Linked DNA regions of Homo sapiens: region 2 is linked to region 1. A link is a contact called in ENCODE Hi-C or POLR2A ChIA-PET data. All regions are on one chromosome and are shown on one strand. The core of a region is the stretch at or near the end of the contact, and the rest is flanking DNA. Distances in the headings are between cores, read along the strand shown. Region 1 overlaps ELMO1 (engulfment and cell motility 1). Region 2 overlaps ELMO1 (engulfment and cell motility 1).

Region 1 (2,611 bases), core at 53-2,552:
GCATGAAAAAAGAAAAATGTAAATTACGTTACGTGTGAAATATATTAACTGCAAATAAAAGCTACAGGCAAAGAAAATGATATAAGAAATTAGAAAACTGGAGAAAAGACTGCATTATAATGCGATCAGAAAAGGTTTGAGTACAAAGGAGGCTCTCTGCAGTGCTTAGCAAAGCCAGGATTTAAAGCAGTAGAGAGCTGGGAGAAGGCAGGGGGCATTCAAGGTGGCATACTTTTAGAAGGAAACGGCAAGAGATGAAAAAAGACCATGAATGTGCGGGAACAAGCGTCTAAAGGAGCAGCTTCTATAAAACAGAGGGGTACCTGGGAATCACATACAGTGCCTGCAGACACTACCTTGGCCCAGGGACAATGCTTATGAAAAATATGGAAGGATGCAAAGCCACCCTAAAGAATCTGACTGAAGTCTCAGGAATACCAGAAAGCTCAAGAATCATCCATGTCTATTTTTTTAAACTGATAAACTTTTTTCAAACAAAATCTTTCCCCAAATCATACGCAAATGAAAATGGGACAATACAAAGGTGCTGCAGCAGGAGTGAGCGAGGGGTGCCCGGAAGCCCTCGGCAGCCACCCCTCTGCCCCAAGCCATTTGAGAAGCAGAACTAAGGTTGAAAACTATGTATCTCTTCCCATTGCCCTTTTTGGGCCTGAATATGCTCAGAACATCTTCTCCAAGCATTTGTCTGATGCACACTTGGTAGAGATGATGGATCCCCTCGCCTGATGAGATGGCCCGTGCTGGCTTTTCTTGGGTGAAGGTGAAATGTGTCTCCTAGCACAAATAGGATGGAGTTCCTACACTTGGGCCATAAAGAACGCATCTAGGCAGGGCACTGTGGTGGTTCATGGACTGTAATCCCAGCACTTTGGGAGGCTGAGGTGGGAGGATCGCTTAAGTCCAGGAGTTTGAGACCAGCCTGGGCAACATGGCAAAACCCCATCACTACTAAAAATACAAAGACTAGCTGGTCATGGTGGTGCACACCTGTAATCTCAGCTACTCGAGAGGCTGAGGCAGGAGGATATCTTGAGCCCAGAATTAGAGGTTGCAGTGAGCTTTGATTGAGCCTTTGTACTCCAGCCTGGGTGACACAGTGAGACCCTGCGTCAAGGAAAAAAAAAAAGAACATATCTAATGGTCCCCCCTCTACATGATATAACCTCAAAAAGTTGGTAATACCTGTGAGACTCCTTTCTTCAGGTTAACATATGGGCAGTTTCACTAACCATTTGTCTCGTCTGTAGACAACTGAAGTTAGAGAGGGGAACCATATATCCACCCAACAGAGAAATGAAACTAGTGGTTAGCTGGCAGGCTATGCCGGTGATGGGAACTGTTGTTATGTATGTAGGCAGAGGTGAAACTTTAACGTCATGAGCGAACATGGACTCTAAGACAAAGAGTGTCGACAGTGAACACACAGACCAGAGGGCTTAGCACTGAGGTTGGAACTGATCTAGAAAGAAGAGGAACCAGGAAGGAAACAATCCCAGATGAATCAAACAGGGAGGAAGAATCTCAGGCACTGAAGCTAGAGGAAGGAAGGGAGAGTTTCAAGAAGATGAGAATGGGCAGCTTTGCCGAGCGTAACCGAGAGGGTGAGGACAACCAAGGCAGAGGTGCCACCAAAAAGGGGAGCCCTGTAGAGAGGTAAATTGTTGTTCATGCAAATATTAAAATAAGCATGGAACAACATAGATGGCATATACTGGTAACATTTAAATAAGCCTGGAATGGAAAAACAGAATAAAATACTACCAAAAGAGAGTTACTAGGTCAAGGGGAGGATTTTCCAAGGTGAAAACAGAAGAGTTCACTGTTGAAGACAGAGAAGAAGAAAAGAATAAGAGAAGAGAACATGGCTGGGACAAAGCCCCAGGTAGGGTAGAAAGGATGGGCTAATATCATTTGACCCCGCAATCTCATTACTGGGTATATACCCAGAGGATTATAAATCATGCTGCTTTAAAGACACATGCACACGTATGTTTATTGCGGCACTATTCACAATAGCAAAGACTTGGAACCAAGCCAAATGTCCAACAATGATAGACTGGATTAAGAAAATGTGGCACATATACACCATGGAATACTATGCAGCCATAAAAAATGATGAGTTCATGTCCTTTGGATCCATTCTCAGCAAACTATCGCAGGGACAGAAAACCAAACACTGCATGTTCTCACTCATAGGTGGGAATTGAACAATGAGAACACATGGACACAGGAAGGGGAACATCACACACCGGGGCCTCTTGTGGGGTAAGGGAAGGGGGGAGGGATAGCATTAGGCGATATACCTAATGTTAAATGACGAGTTAATGGGTGCAGCACACTAACAAGGCACATGTATACATATGTAACTAACCCGCACGTTGTGCACATGTACCCTAAAACTTAAAGTATAAAAAAAAAAAAAAAAAAACACCTATGTGGAGCATTGGGGGTTGGGATAAGCTGAAAGCACTGGAAACAAATTGGGACCACCTCTTCCCTTCTCTGCTAGCAGTAGAAAAAGCAAAACAAAACAGGAAGGCAGGAGATAAAGGCATCAGGTAGTCTGTGATGCCATGCAAATATGTAGGCC
Region 2 (2,611 bases), core at 47-2,546, 73 kb after region 1:
ATTTTTAGGACAGTAAAATTCTTTTGTATGACAGAATAATGGTGGATAAACGGCATTATGCATTCGTTCAATCTCATAGAACTGTAAAAAACAAAAAGTAAACCCTAAGGCAAACTATGAACTTCAATGAATAATAATGTATCAATATTGGCTCATTGCTTGTAACAAATGTTAATAAGAGGGAAGCCCTGCTGGGGAAAGAGAGGATATGGAAACTGTACTTTGTGCCCAATTTTTCTGTAAACCTAAAATTTCTCTTAGAAAAAAATTGATTAATTTTTAAAATATTTATTAATTTTAAAAATAGTAACTTCAAAAAATTGTGTCAAGTCTGTAAGTGAATTTTACATTGGTAAAGAACATTGAATACCACAATAAACATATACAGTAGCATTGGATTTTATATCCACACTATATTTGTAACCTTGTGTTCCCCATACTAAAGAAATAGCTATCATGCAGCAAGGGTTCAATAAAATAATGCTTGTGAAACTGCTCTGAAAGCAATAGAAAGCCTGGCAGAGGTTTAATTCTAATCACAACCGGTTACACAATAGATATACATAATGAAGTTGAAACCCCCAGGAAGAATCTGGGCAGTCTGGCTACCTGATTGTGCATCACTGTCTAAGACACATTGGAAAAAAGATGACAAAGAACTCAGATAAGCCCCTACGCTCTGTCTTTCCAATGCATTTCAACGAGATTCTGCTGTTGGTAGGAAGTGGAAAAAATAACCGCAGAGCAACATTGGCACTACTGTGTACACTGCAGCGTTAGTCACAATAGCCAGGAGGGAGAAGCAGTCTAAATATTCATTAATAGATGAAGGGATAAAGAAACGGTAGGAATATACATGCAATGGAATATTATTCAGCCTAAAGCAGAAGGAGATCTTGTCATGTGCTACAACTCAGATAAACTTTGAGGACATGATGCTAAGTGAGGTAAGCCGGCCACAAAAAGACCCATGCTGCATGGTTATACTTCTAGGGATTATTTAAAGTAGTCAACCTCTTAGAAACATAAAATACAGTGGTAGTTGCCAGGGGCTGGGGAGAAGGGAAAGGGGAAGTCGTTTTTCAGTGGGTATAGATTTCCAGTCACTCACAATGAAAAAGCTCTAGAGATCTGCTGCGTAAGAATGTGCATATAGTTTATGCTATTGTGCTGTATACTTCAAATGGTGAAGTTGTAAATTTTGTGTTGCTTTTTACCACATGCAAAAAAATTGTTTTAATAAAATAACAGCCCTGAGCATGACTTTCACAGAATAATCTGGAAGTTTAAACATTGTTTACACATCGGGCCATGGCACCGAAAGCCTAAGTGAAACTCTGAAACAACGGAAAGCACAGAGTTCAGAACAAACTCAGCACAATATCAGCAGAAAGGTGATCCGGAAGCTGACACACAGCAGAGTTTTGCAAGTGAAAAAAAAAAAAAAGTGAACAAAATTCCTAAAACCTACTGGATGCCAAAAGTTCGTGGGTAGCTTTTTAGGTTCTGACCTTACTTTGAACTAATGCTGACATCTATTAAATAACTTCCCTTAACTAGTGATAATAATGAAGAGAGCTATCATTAACGGGTCACTAGTTTTATGCTGATTTATATGTATCATTTCATCGACTCCTCTTAGCAACTTTATATGGCAAGTGTCCTGGCTGTGTACTGCTGTGTAACAAACTATCTCCAGACTTACTGGCTTCACACAACAACAATCACTTCATTTTTCTCATGAAACTACCATTTGGGCAGGGTTGGGTAAGTATGGTTTGTCTATGCTCCATGCACAGTCAGCCAGGGCAACTCAACTGGGGCTTGCTGGGGGATCCACTTGTAAGATGGTCACTCATATGGCTGGAAAGTTGAGGCTAATTGTTAGATGGGAACTCAGCCAGGCCCGTGGGCCAGAGGCCTCAATTCCTCCCACTTGGGACTCTCCACGGGCTGTTTGGGCTTCTTCACAGCATGGTGGCTGGGTTCCAAGAGCTACACTGCAGAGCAAGATGGAGGTGAATAACATTTTTATGATGTAGCCTTGCAAGCCATATAGTATCACTTCTGCTATGCTCTGTTGGTCAAAGCTGTCACAACATTCCACTCAAGATCAAATGGAAGGAACATAAACCCTATTGCTAGATGGCAGGAGTTTCACAGGGATATTGTAAGATCATGTATGATAAAAGATACTGGCATGACCATTTTGGACAATACAATCTACCACAGTAAATATTATCATTATAATCCCCATTTTGCAAGCAGGAAAACTGAATCTTGAAAAGGTAATTATCTCCCTCCTTCCCGCAAAGTCACATAGCTATTAAGCAACGAAGCCAGGATCCAAAACCAGATATATCTGACTCCCAAGTCAGAACCCTTAACTACTATGACTATTTTGCTTCCGACTTCCTTTACAATTCCTGCTGTAATTGCTCTAGCTCAGAGAGTCTCTAACTTCTTTGCATAGGCAGGATTATTTTATGTAATTGACATGAAAAAAAATGAACTCCCCAGTACTATTGCAGTTTGGTGACTGACACATAGAAAGCTCCCTAAAGTTTTGCTAAATTAGATGTGTCTTCTCTCCTCTACTAAAGTATAATCT

What was found. Hi-C counts contacts between places; a loop is a spot of excess contacts on that map. ChIA-PET counts read pairs that join two places held with the same protein, here RNA polymerase II (POLR2A). Pooled maps may share reads with other maps.
Region 2: a pooled map shows a loop between it and region 1 (6-fold over the local background). The contact joins two enhancer-like sites. A Hi-C loop is called at or near these places in 10 of 50 pooled maps. POLR2A ChIA-PET finds 5 or more read pairs at or near these places in 6 of 52 experiments (activated CD4-positive, alpha-beta T cell, activated CD8-positive, alpha-beta T cell, activated T-cell and 2 more).

Annotation. Positions count from the first base shown.
Region 1 is chr7:37,335,094-37,337,704 of GRCh38, forward strand. All of the region lies in intron 2 of ELMO1 (engulfment and cell motility 1), which reads right to left. Among named protein-coding and RNA genes, the nearest start is that of ELMO1, 110 kb to the right of the region's middle. Within about 2 kb of position 1,303, at least 7 of the 41 ENCODE cell types and tissues checked have a DNase peak (open chromatin) inside an H3K27ac peak, as active enhancers do.
Region 2 is chr7:37,407,700-37,410,310 of GRCh38, forward strand. The region is part of intron 1 of ELMO1 (engulfment and cell motility 1); the gene reads right to left. Among named protein-coding and RNA genes, the nearest start is that of ELMO1, 40 kb to the right of the region's middle. Within about 2 kb of position 1,297, at least 4 of the 41 ENCODE cell types and tissues checked have a DNase peak (open chromatin) inside an H3K27ac peak, as active enhancers do.